Linked DNA regions of Homo sapiens: all the other regions are linked to region 1. A link is a contact called in ENCODE Hi-C or POLR2A ChIA-PET data. All regions are on one chromosome and are shown on one strand. The core of a region is the stretch at or near the end of the contact, and the rest is flanking DNA. Distances in the headings are between cores, read along the strand shown.

Region 1 (3,871 bases), core at 713-3,212:
CTGGTCTTTCTGCCCCCCGATGCCCCTACATTTACACAGCAGTGCGCAGACCCTTGCCGCAACCTGCTTGTCTTGCTGACCCTGCTGTAGGAGCGCCTAAACTGAGTGCCCGTCTCCCCTCCAAAGGCAGCTGGCTTGAATCCTGTGGGAACGTGCCCTTCACCCTTTGCCAGCAGTTGCTGGGGAGTCTTTCCGGCCCCTTTCTCAGACTCACCACCTACCTCCAACCTGCGCAGAACAATCAGCGTCCTGACCACTTGCTAGAGATGGCTTCAGGCCGACCACTCCATCCTCACTGCAGGCCTTCATTCCTTCTGGCTTCCATCACTGCATGGCCCCCTAAGAGGTCCCCCTCCTGGCCCTTGTCACTGTGCCTCATGACAGCCACTACGCCCTAAGCCTTTGGAGGCCAGGGACAAAGTCTCGTTCACTGTCCTTTCCGCTGCATGAGTGCAGTGTCTGGCCAGGTGCACGGGGCACTCAGTGCCTGTCAGCCCTTGGTAAACAGTCCTGGACAACAGGGTCAAGGACAGAGCCCTGGGCGGCCACATTCGGTGCGTGCTCCTGTGTTGTGGCAAAGCTGCCTTTTCTGCGTTTCATGTCAGTGAAGGAAGACAGGGATGTGGCAGAGCCCTGCGGGTTGCTCCCATCACTCACTCGGTTTGTGCCATAGTCCTCCTGTTCCCAGGCGGTCCCAGGGCCTGCCCCTGATGGGCTGGAGGCACCACCAACCTCCCACTCCTCTGGCAGTCACAGCTCAGGGAATGGGCAAGCAGCACCAATGAGAAACCAGCTGTGTGGTGGGGTTTCCAGAGAAGAGGAAATTCCTTCTTTCCTGGAGAGCGTGCAGCTGTAACTCACAGACGAGACATCCCTGAGCTACCAGCCTGGGGAAAGAGGACATGAGTAAAGCTGTAACCATACCGTGTTACCCATAACAGGCGGTGAGGAGAGTGGGTTTTGGTTGGCACTGTTTGAGCTGCAGTATCAAGTCATGGCAGAGCTAGTGGACAGCTGACCTGGGGGTGGGGGTGAGGAGCAATGGTGGCTTCTGAATTTGAGCCCGTCTGAGCTGGGCAGTTACTGGCAGCTCAGTGTGTGAACCTGCAACCACTCAGGCCTCTGCTGCCCTTCCCTCTTCCTGCCTCACCGTTCCCTGCCCCACGCAGGCTTCCCCACCATCCTCACCCGTGGTCCTGTACTAGTCCTGGCAAAGGTTCCGGTAACTGCAGCAACAGATACCTCCTGCCCCTCCTGCACAGCTGTGGTCGATCGCAGGACAGCCGCAGGTGATGAAAAACCGTGAACCCAGGACGGGCAGGGCGTGAGACCGCCTGCGGGAGGATCAGCGATGTCAAGACGTTACAAACGCACGAACCCCCTCGCCGTCTCCCTGGCGTTTGTGAGGTCCTGTCCAAGCTCCTTCACACGTAGATCACCGGGCCTCGCTCCCCCGACTCCTTCCGTGGGCCTGAACCTTGAGGTACTTAGGCCTCCCCACGCTGGAGGGGCTCTGTAGGGACGTCGAGGCCACGTTTCCAGTCATCCCTCCACCCGTCTCTCCCCAGGGGCTGAGTGTTGAAGGCAAGACTTTGCAGGAGTCTGGCGTTAATACGCATCCCCAAAGTCTGGAGTCGATAAGGACTGAAGACACGACGCCGACGGCGGCCGGGGGACACCGGGCATGCGCGTCTCATCCAGGGGGAGGCCGAGCGGAGCCTCTGACCCTGCCCCGCGCCCAGGGTTCAGCAGTGGGGGTCGTCCCGCCCCAGATCCCACCGAGATGGCCCCCCTTGACCCACAGGCCTTTCGAGACGCGAGCTTCCGCGATCCGGGGTCTCTGTGCGAACGTGGGCATCTTGGAAGAGTCCCAGCCCCGCTCGGGGCGCACAGGCAGGCGCTCTCAGCACGGCACCCGCGCCTCCGCTAGGGACAGACATGCTTCCGGGTCGGCCGGCACCGCGGAGTCCCCTGGGTAACGAGCCCGCCCCACCCGCGCCAGGTTCCGGCGTCGGCGTTAGGCGCGTTGCTGACGGGCAGGTTATGTAGCCAATTGCGGCTAGGCGGCGTCGCGCTGGTCGCGGGCCGAACCAATGGCACGCGACGGGGCGGGGCGGTGGCGGCCGTGGAGCTTCGCGAGGAGCCGCCCTGAGGGAAGAAGCCGAAGGGGAGTCGGCGGCACAAAATGGCGGCGGCGGCGGCGGCGGCTGGTGCTGCAGGGTCGGCAGCTCCCGCGGCAGCGGCCGGCGCCCCGGGATCTGGGGGCGCACCCTCAGGGTCGCAGGGGGTGCTGATCGGGGACAGGCTGTACTCCGGGGTGCTCATCACCTTGGAGAACTGCCTCCTGCCTGACGACAAGCTCCGTTTCACGCCGTCCATGTCGAGCGGCCTCGACACCGACACAGAGACCGACCTCCGCGTGGTGGGCTGCGAGCTCATCCAGGCGGCCGGTATCCTGCTCCGCCTGCCGCAGGTGAGGGCGCGGCCGCGAGCCTCCGGCCCAGGTAACCGCTGGGGCGGCAGCCGCCTTTGTTGGCGGCGAGTCGGGCCCGCACCGCCCCCGCCTAGACCCCGACCCCAGCCCCTGCCCCGACCCCAGCCTCGGCGCCATTCCCTAGCCAGCCCATGCCCCTGACCCGGGGCCTCCCCGCCCGCCAGTGCGCTGGATCCCGAGACGGCGGGACGCGAAGAGCCTTTGTGGACGTGGGAAGCGTTTCAGTGTTTGGTTCTGCGTGGGGAGTCCCACGTTACTCGATGACTTTCGGCCGCGAAGGCTTTGAATGGTGCGTTTGAAAATACGGAAACTTTCTTCTACTCTAGGTGGCCATGGCTACCGGGCAGGTGTTGTTCCAGCGGTTCTTTTATACCAAGTCCTTCGTGAAGCACTCCATGGAGGTAAGGCTTCCTCCTGCACTTCATTCCCAGCGAAGTATGTTGAGGGTAAAACGGTTTGTTACTTTGCCCGGTTACTAAGGGAGTGAGTACTTGCCCCCCAGTCTGAGCTCTGTGCCGGAGGGTTCTGTTTCTTGACTTTTTTTTTCCCCTGGGTGCACCTCCCTTTTGGTCTGAATAGCCCTCAAGCCTTTGGCGGCCGTCAGGACGCCGTGGCTGGGGACAAACATGGGCGTGTTGCAATGCTTCCGCTTCAGCATGTGTCAATGGCCTGTGTCCACCTGGCTTCCAAGATAGAAGAGGCCCCAAGACGCATACGGGACGTCATCAATGTGTTTCACCGCCTTCGACAGCTGAGAGACAAAAAGTGAGTCAGTCAGAGCTGTCTAGTCTATCATAGATGCCTATTTTCTTTATTTCTGATTAAGTTACAGTAAGGCTTGTATAACACAATACAGGCCTGAGGCTCTAAACCTGTGGGATATTCATGAGCGCAGTCTCAAGCTCCACCAACAGAGCCTGCTCAGAGGCATCAGTAGATGCGGTTTAGTAAGGGCAGGGGCTCCAGTGAGGACAGTGCGCTGTGGCGGGTCGCGCTGGGGCTGGCTTCCTGCTTTACCCATGTCAGTGCACGGCCCTGCTGCTGCTTCTGTCCCACAAGTTTCTGAGTGCTCTGGAGCAGGGAATCTTAATCTCAGCACTATTGACATTCAGGCTGGATAATCTTTTTTTTCCTCCTGAGACAGGTTTCCTGTTGTCCAGGGCAGAGTGCGGTGGTATGATCATGGCTCACTACAGCCTCAACCTCCTAGGCTCAAGAGTTTCTCCTGCCTCAGCCTCCTGAGTAGCTGGGACTATAGGAGCACGCCAACCATGCCAGCTAATTTTTATTTTTTATTTGGTAAAGATGGGGTCATGCTGTGTTGCCCAGGCTGGTCTCAAATTCCTGGGCTCCAAGGATTTGCTGGCCTTAGCCTCC
Region 2 (3,871 bases), core at 16-2,515, 280 kb before region 1:
CCCGGCTACATTAAAAAAAAATTTTTTTTTTTTGAGACGGAGTTTCACTCTTGTTGCCCAGGCTGGAGTACAACGGTGTGATCTCGGCTCACCGCAACCTCCGCCTCCCGGGTTCAAGCGATTCTCCTGCCTCAGCCTCCTGAGTAGCTGGGATTACAGGCATCCACTACGCCCGGCTAATTTTGTATTTTTAGTAGAGACGGGGTTTCTCCACGTTGGTCAGGCTGGTCTTGAACTCCTGACCTCATGATCCACCCTCCTCGGCCTCCCAAAGTGCTGGGATTACAGGTGTGAGCCATCGCGCCCAGCATTTTTTTTTTTTTTTTTTTTGACGGGAGTCTCGCTCTGTTGCTCAGGCTGGGGTGCAATGGCGCGATCTCAGCTCACTGCAAGCTCTGCCTTCCAGGTTCAAGTGATTCTCCTGCCTCAGCCTCCCGAGTAGCTGGGATTACAGGTGCCAGCCACCACACCCGGCTGATTTTTTTTTTGTACTTTTAGTAGAGACGGGGTTTTGCTGTGTTTGCCAGGCTGGTCATGAACTCCTGAGCTCAGGTGATCCGCCCACCTTGGCCTCCCAAAGTGCTGGGATTCCAGGTGTGAGCCACGGCGCCTGGCCCAGAACCTTAAGTTCTTGATGTACAGAGAACGGCAGCGTCAGTGAAGTGTGATTTCTGTTTTTTTGTTTCCACTAATTGTGAGCAAACATTAGGGTGGGGACTGGGCTGCTTGTGTGGGTCCCACAGGCTTCTTGGAGCACAGTGTCAGCAGAGAAGGGGAATGGGGGTCCTCATTGCGGGGAGCAGTTTTGCCTGGGATGCTGTGAGTTTCTCAGAGGGAAGCTAAGTGGACAGACTGTTCTGGCAAGAGGGAGATGCTTGCCTTTTGAATTCCAGGTTTGCCTCGACGTCAGGTGGGACGTGACTGGCGTCGTCTGCACACGCCCGAGCCCACGTGCTGTTCCTTGCTCCTGGAGGGGTTTCTTGAGCGTGGCCTCCTTGCCATGTAAATGAATTTGGTTTTAGAAACTCGCTGGTGGTGGCAGAGCCTGTGTAGCGGGTGCTGTGACAGCGTCCCCAGCCAGGGGGCAGCCTTCGAGGTGGGAGGGAGAGGTCAAGGGCCGTGAGGCCTAGTGAGGTGGGGAGTGAGATCCACGCCTGCCATGAGCTCCACCCCTGCCTTGCGGAGCCCTGTCGCGAGTGCTCTGTCCTTTTGCTCTGCCGCACCCTTTGTTGTTGGATTTTCACCTCAGGAAAGCCAGGTAGCTGCTCCACCCCCAGCCAGGGCCCATCAGTCCGGGAAACTGGCACAAAGTCTCCTAGCTCCCTGGCTCAGGGCCCAGCCAGTCCTAGCTCCAGGGAGGCTGCAGCCCATGGAGGTTTAGCTCCCAGCTTGTTGTCACCCCAGGCTAAGCAGTGGGACTGTGCTGCTGAACAGGAAGAAGGGAATGGTGTCTTTGTGGAGATCTGGCACTGTCAGTGGCCCGAGGAGTGGATGAGTCCTTTGTTATTCCGAGGCTGTGGGAACTGGTGGAGGGGTCGGCCTTCTCCTCACTGAGGCCTGGGGTGCCCTTGGAGGCAGCTGTCCTGGTGCACCGAGGGGTCAGGGCACACATGGGTGGCCTGGGAGCGTCTGGGTGGCACTGAGCTGGCGGTGTGATGGGCAGACGGGGAGACCTGGGTGCACAGACACACACAGCAGGGGGAGGGGAGGAGAGAGAGGAAGGCTGCAGAGGCCCTGGCATTGCCGCCACTGGGGAGAGGGCAGAAGCGCCTGTTCCCGGGTATGGGGAGGCCAAGTTTCAGGCACCTCTGAGCACTGCTGGGCAGGTGAGCTGGGGGAGAGGCCGGCCTGAGCACCCAGGCGAGGTCTTCATGGGGGAGGGGGTGGCGTGCGTCCCTCAGTGTGAACACAGAATATTTATGTATACATATGGCACGCACGCAAGTGCATAAACATAAACACAGAAGGAGGTCACGAATGAGGTGGGAACCCCAGTTTCCCGGGGGAGAAGTGAGACGAGGAGGGGTACTGGGTCGGGCAGCACGGCCGGCACCACACGCTCCCAGAGCGCCTTGGTGAGACAGGATGGGCGCCCCTTCAGATGCACAGCCTCCCCCGAAGCAGGAAGAGAAACCCAGGTGTGAGAAACAGGAAATCGGGCTGCCTGAGCGCTGGGATTGAGACCTGGGGGAGGTGGGGTCTCGGTGCTGCGGAGTCACAGTGGCGTCTGTGCAAAGCCCCAGCTGGGGGGATGATTCCCACTGGACCTCAGGAGGAAACGGCTGTTCTGACCTTCCTGGAGCTCGTGGGAAGGGAGGGGGTGTCTCGCCCCGAAGCCACAGTCGCCTGAGCGTGAAGCGGGTGTAAGTGTGGTTTTATACCACGGAGTCTGTCTAGAAAGTAGCATGGAACTTTAGGAGGCCGAGGTGGGCGGTTCACGAGGTCAGGAGATCGAGACCATCCTGGCTAACACGGTGAAAACCCGTCTCTACTAAAAAAAAAAAAATTACAAAAAATTAGCCGGACGTGGTGGCGGACGCCTGTCGTCCCAGCTACTCGGGAGCCTGAGGCAGGAGAATGGCGAGAACCCGGGAGGCGGAGCTTGCAGTGAGCCCAGATCACGCCTCTGCACTTCAGCCTGGGCGACAGAGCAATACTCCGTCTCAAAAAAAAAAAAAAAAAGGAAAAAGAAAGTAGCATGGAATTAGTCCTGGGCACCCGACAGCGGCAGCCACAAAGCCCATCGAGAAGGTGCAGCTGCCAGGCAGGGCGTGAAGGACCCACAGCCCCAGGTCTGCCAGGACGACAGTCAAGTGTGCCAGGAGACCGTCTCTCAAGAGCAAGGATCCGCCAACACGCGCAGAGAAAAACGGGATTCAATTGCTAAAAATCTTTGGACAGTGAACGATTGCATTTTCTTTTTTTCTTTTCTTGAGACAGAGTCTCACTCTGTCACTGAGGCTGGAGTGCAGTGGTATCATGTCGGCTCACTGCAACCTCCGTCTCCTGGGTTCAAGCAATTCTTCTGCCTCAGCCTCCCGAGTAGCTGGGATTACAGGCGCCGGCCACCATGCCCTGCTAGTTTTTATATTTTTAGTAGAGACGGGGTTTCGTCATGTTGGCCAGGGTGGTCTCGAACTCCTGACCTAAGGTGATCCACCTGCCTCGGCCTCCCAAAGTGCTGGGATTACAGGTGTGAGCCACCGTGCCCGGCCCAATTGCATTTTCAAAGTGATTTTAAATTGGTGGTTGAAACCTTTGAGGACATTAAATGTTCAAAACGGGTGATGTGTTTCCTTTTCTTAATATTTTAGCGTCTGCTTCTGCGCTTTGCCTGGGAGAGGCCCTGGTGGCCTCGTTCCTGGCGCCCGGAGTCCCTGCTGCGGCCCCACCCCCGGGCGGTCACGGTGACCCATGCTGCCCAGCCTGGAGGTAAAATCGTTCGTGGCTGTGGCTTCAGCATGTCGTCCTCGGTGAAAACCCCAGCACTGGAAGAGCTGGTTCCTGGCTCCGAAGAGAAGCCGAAAGGCAGGTCGCCTCTCAGCTGGGGCTCTCTGTTTGGTCACCGAAGTGAGAAGATTGTTTTTGCCAAGAGCGACGGCGGCACAGATGAGAACGTACTGACCGTCACCATCACGGAGACCACGGTCATCGAGTCAGACTTGGGTGTGTGGAGCTCGCGGGCGCTGCTCTACCTCACGCTGTGGTTCTTCTTCAGCTTCTGCACGCTCTTCCTCAACAAGTACATCCTGTCCCTGCTGGGAGGCGAGCCCAGCATGCTAGGTAGGCGGCGGCTCGGGCAGGGTGGAAGCCGGCCACCTGCCACCCCACAGGGAGCAGCCAGCAACCACCCGGGAGGGCCGGGGGAGCC
Region 3 (3,871 bases), core at 1,372-3,871, 260 kb before region 1:
CACTGTTGATTCTGCTGTGGTGGTAAGTTGATACCGTGTAACTAATCCCGTGGATGCCTCCTCGTTATTTTTGTCCAAACGAAGCAGCCGTGGTAGTAGCTGTCTATGATTCTTGCTCAGCAAAGTAAAATAAATGTTAAATATGGACTGCTTTGTTTTCTTCCTTGTGGAACTCTGGTGTTCATGCTACTTTGTTCACCGGTGGGGCTGGCTGTTGCTAGCAAAGAGGCTCTTCACAGAAGTGGCTGAACCCAAAGTTCTGGTTGGGAAAGGCCTTTGTGGCAGCTCCTATCAAGCGCAAGTGCGAGGCCACCCCCTCCTCGTGGGCTCTGGGGTCGATTTTGTTAGGGTTTGACATGAGTGGCTGCATTTGGGTACTCACAGATTTCACAAAGGAAGGGTAAACTGGAGATTTTTGGCCGGGCACGGTGGCTCATGACTATAATTTCAGCACTGTGGGAGGCTGGTGGGCAGATACTTTAGGTCAGGAGTTCAAGACCAGCCTGGCCAACATGGCAAAATCCTGTCGCTACTAAAAATACAAAAGTTAGCCAGGTGTGGTGGCGCACGCCTATAATCCCAGCTACTCGGGAGGCTGAGGCAGGAGAATCACTTGTACCCAGGAGGCGGAGGCTGCAGTTACCCAAAATTGTGCCACTGCACTCCAGCCTGGGTGACACAGCGAGACTTTTTCTCAAAACAGAAAAAAACGTGCTGTGGCTCACGCCTGTAATCCCAACCCTTTGGGAGGCCAAGGCAGGCAGATCACAAGGTCATGAGATCAAGACCATCCTGGCTAATACAGTGAAACCCCATCTCAACTAAAAACACAAAAAAATTAGCCGGGCGTAGTGGTGGACGCCTGTAGTCCCAGCTACTCGGGAGGCTGAGGCTCGCAGGATAATGGCGTTGAACCCGGGAGGTGGGGCTTGCAGTGAGCCGAGATTGCGCCACTGCACTCCAGCCTGGGCGACAGAGCAAGACTCCGTCTCAAAAAAAAATAAAAATAAAAAAATAGGGAGATTTCCCCAGTTACCAAGAACTCAGGAAGCAACATTAAGAGCTTGGGGGAGGCCAGGCGCGGTGGCTCACGCCTGTAATCCCAGCACTTTGGGAGGCAGAGGCAGGCTGATCACGAGGTCAGGAGATTGAGACCATCCTGGCTAACACGGTAAAACCCCGTCTCTACCCAAAATAAAAAAAAAATTAGCCGGGCATGGTGGCAGGCGCCTGTAGTCACAGGTACTCAGGAGCCTAATGCGGGCGAATGGAGTGGAGGCGGGAGAATGGCGTGAACCCGGGTGGCGGAGCTTCCAGTGACCCGAGATCGCGCCACTGCACTCCAGCCTGGGCAACAGAGCGAGACTCCGTCTCAAAAAAATAAAAATAAAAAAAGAGCTTGGGTACACAAAGCAAGCAGCATTTCATTCCGGGATGAAAAAAATTCCGATACCCATCGCCCTTCTTGGGCCCTTGTCAGTTTCTTGCCACATCTTTCATTTTCCCATTTCAGGCCCAGTAAATGCGGATGTTTATCTTCCATTGTTTGTTTCCTGAGATTCAGATGTCTAAAGCATTTTTCTGTGACTTTTCAAGTCAAGAGGAAAACCTGACATATGGAAAGGGAATTAATTGCTCGTTTTATCCTCTTCTCCTGCAATGCTCTGAATCCATGGGTTTGGAGTGGGGCCCTGGGAGTTGGGGGAAGCACCATACCCAGTGAGTCTGCACTTTGAGGACCCACTGCCAGTGTCAGCTTCAAAATCACATTGTAAAAGGCCGGGCGCGGTGGCTCACGCCTGTAATCCCAGCACTTTAGGAGGACGAAGCGGGCGGATCACTTGAGGTCAGGAGTTCGAGACCAGCCTGGCCAATATGGCGAAACCTCGTCTCTACCAAAAATATAAAAATTAGCCGGGCGTGGTGGCGCGGGCCTGTGGTTCCAGCTACTCGGGAGGCTGAGGCAGGAAAATTCCTTGAACCCGGGAGGAGGCTGCAGTGAGCCAAGACCACGCCACTGCACTCCAACCTGGGCGGCAGAGCAAGGCTCCGACTCAAAAGTAAATACATGAATAAATAAAATAAAATCACATCGTAAGAGCTCTCCCTGCCCTGTTTCTGAGTAAGGTTCAGAGTTAAATTCCGAGATCGGCCTTTACAAGACACACAGACCTGAGGCGCCTCACGAGGTAACCAGCAGGTAAATGGAGCGCGCTCCACCCACCCGCCACTAGGGGTCCCAGCGGTCAAGGGGGTGGAATGCGGGCGTCCATCGCGAAGGCATTCTGCTCGCAAGCCTTGGCACAGGCGCGGGCTTCGCTACCGGAAAAGTCCCGGTAGGATTCCGGAAGCCGGCCACGCGTTCCGCGCAGGCGCAAACTGCTCCAAAAGTGGGCGTCGCTCCTCCGGAGTCCCGATTCCTGCGTCACAGCCCGCGCCGAAGTCGGAAGTGCGCTCACCGGGCTGTTTCTTCTGGCGTCCTGGACCTGAGCAAGCGCTGTTTTATGCGTTATCATCCCGCGCAGACACAGGAAGTGCCGCACAGAGCGAGCCCCTGTCGTTGTCTCGAGTTCTGGGCCGGAGGTCGGCTATTATATCATCATTACGCGCCAATACAGGAAGTGACGATACTTTTGGCGCGCGCCGGTTGCTGTTTCTTCTCTGGCTCCGGGACCGGCGGCGGCGGCGGCGGCAGCGGCGGCGGCGTAGGGGTGAGTTCCGACTGGGCGGACCAGGTGTGGGAGCGCGAGGAGAACTGCGCACCGAGGTCTTTCTTCCGAGCAGGCCTCGGAGCGGGGCGGACCCGGGCCCGGGGGCGAGCGACACCCTCGCTTCCGCGGACAGTCTCATCCCGCACGGAACTTTGGGTGGTGGAGGCGGCGGGTCCAAACGCTGTCTGGAGCCAACGTCTGCCAGGCTGAACCTCAAGTGTGCGGGACTGAACCCGAGGAAATAGCCCAGTGCCCGGGTCAGGTGGCCTTGTTCGCGAGCACATCTCGGAGCATCTCCCCGGTCTCAAGGTGCAGCTGTCCAGTGTGCTAGTGGCTTCACGTAGTCCAAGCGGTCTTTCTAGCAGATTCTGACAGTAAAAGCAGTGTTTGATGAGTGGCAGGTCCTGAGTTAAGAGCCTTTAAACGGATGATCTTTAATCCGCGATCGATACTATCACGTAGGTGTTGTTATTCTGGTTGTACGGAAGACTAAACTGAGGTGAATTACGTTACCCAAGACCATACAAGAATGACAGAAACGAGACTTGATTTCAAGCGGTCATTTTTCAGAACCCATCACTCTTTTTTGTCGCCCATGCTGCAGCGCAGTGGCTGTTCACAAGCGCACTTCAGCCTGGAACTCCTGGGCTCAATCGGTCTCCCATCTCAGCTTGCAGAGTATATGGGACTACAGGCGCTCGCCACCTTGCCTGGCTTACAACTTATCATTCTTGTTTTTTTTTCTTTTTTTTTTGAGACGGGGTCTTGCTGGAGTGCAGTGACGCGACCTCGGCTCACCGGAACCTCCGCCTTTCGGATTCAAGCGATTCTGCTGCCTCGGCCTCCCGAGTAGCTGGGATTACAGGCACCCGCCACCACGCCCAGCTAAGTTTTGTATTTTTAGTGGAGACAGGGTTTTCGCCGTGTTGGCCAGGCTGGTCTTGACCTCCTGACCTTGTGATCCACCCGCCTCAGCCTAGAGCTTACTTTTTTTTTTTTTTTTTTTTTTTTAACCAAGTCTTACTTTGTTATCTAGGCTGGAGTGCAGTGGCGCAGTCTTGGCTCATTGCAGCCTTGACCTCTCTGATTCAAGTGATCCTCCTGCCTCTAGCAGCCTCCTTCCTGTAGCTAGGAATACAGGCACGCGCCACCACACTGGG

Evidence for each region. A loop is a pair of places that touch in the nucleus more often than their neighbours do. ChIA-PET counts read pairs that join two places held with the same protein, here RNA polymerase II (POLR2A). Pooled maps may share reads with other maps.
Region 2: a pooled map shows a loop between it and region 1 (9-fold over the local background). The contact joins the enhancer-like site here to the promoter of MRPL20-AS1 in region 1. A Hi-C loop is called at or near these places in 3 of 37 single-sample maps with no recorded cell type and 4 of 50 pooled maps. POLR2A ChIA-PET finds 5 or more read pairs at or near these places in 4 of 52 experiments (B cell, K562, activated CD4-positive, alpha-beta T cell and 1 more).
Region 3: a loop to region 1 is called in a map with no recorded cell type, with 16 times the contacts of the local background. The contact joins the promoter of CDK11B here to the promoter of MRPL20-AS1 in region 1. A Hi-C loop is called at or near these places in 3 of 37 single-sample maps with no recorded cell type and 8 of 50 pooled maps. POLR2A ChIA-PET finds 5 or more read pairs at or near these places in 3 of 52 experiments (H1, activated CD4-positive, alpha-beta T cell and activated CD8-positive, alpha-beta memory T cell).

Annotation. Positions count from the first base shown.
Region 1 is chr1:1,397,621-1,401,491 of GRCh38, reverse strand. It overlaps MRPL20-AS1 (MRPL20 antisense RNA 1), which reads right to left and starts at 1,962. Exons shown (of 3, transcript NR_015434.1): 1 at 1,803-1,962; 2 at 1,189-1,334; 3 at 1-887. It overlaps CCNL2 (cyclin L2), which reads left to right and starts at 2,157. Exons shown (of 11, transcript NM_030937.6): 1 at 2,157-2,473; 2 at 2,821-2,895; 3 at 3,150-3,259. The coding sequence starts at 2,186. RefSeq lists an enhancer at 676-1,219 and silencers at 1,605-1,664, 1,955-2,194, 2,265-2,444.
Region 2 is chr1:1,676,290-1,680,160 of GRCh38, reverse strand. It overlaps SLC35E2B (solute carrier family 35 member E2B), which reads left to right. Exons shown (of 10, transcript NM_001290264.2): 3 at 3,315-3,783. The coding sequence starts at 3,462. Among named protein-coding and RNA genes, the nearest start is that of SLC35E2B, 15 kb to the left of the region's middle. RefSeq lists an enhancer at 2,107-2,156. Within about 2 kb of position 1,265, at least 15 of the 41 ENCODE cell types and tissues checked have a DNase peak (open chromatin) inside an H3K27ac peak, as active enhancers do; they include B cell, where a contact is called at or near this core.
Region 3 is chr1:1,657,754-1,661,624 of GRCh38, reverse strand. It overlaps CDK11B (cyclin dependent kinase 11B), which reads left to right and starts at 2,621. Exons shown (of 20, transcript NM_033486.3): 1 at 2,621-2,711. SLC35E2B (solute carrier family 35 member E2B) reads left to right here. Exons shown (of 10, transcript NM_001290264.2): 10 at 1-147. RefSeq lists enhancers at 2,235-2,514, 2,535-2,624, 2,056-2,778.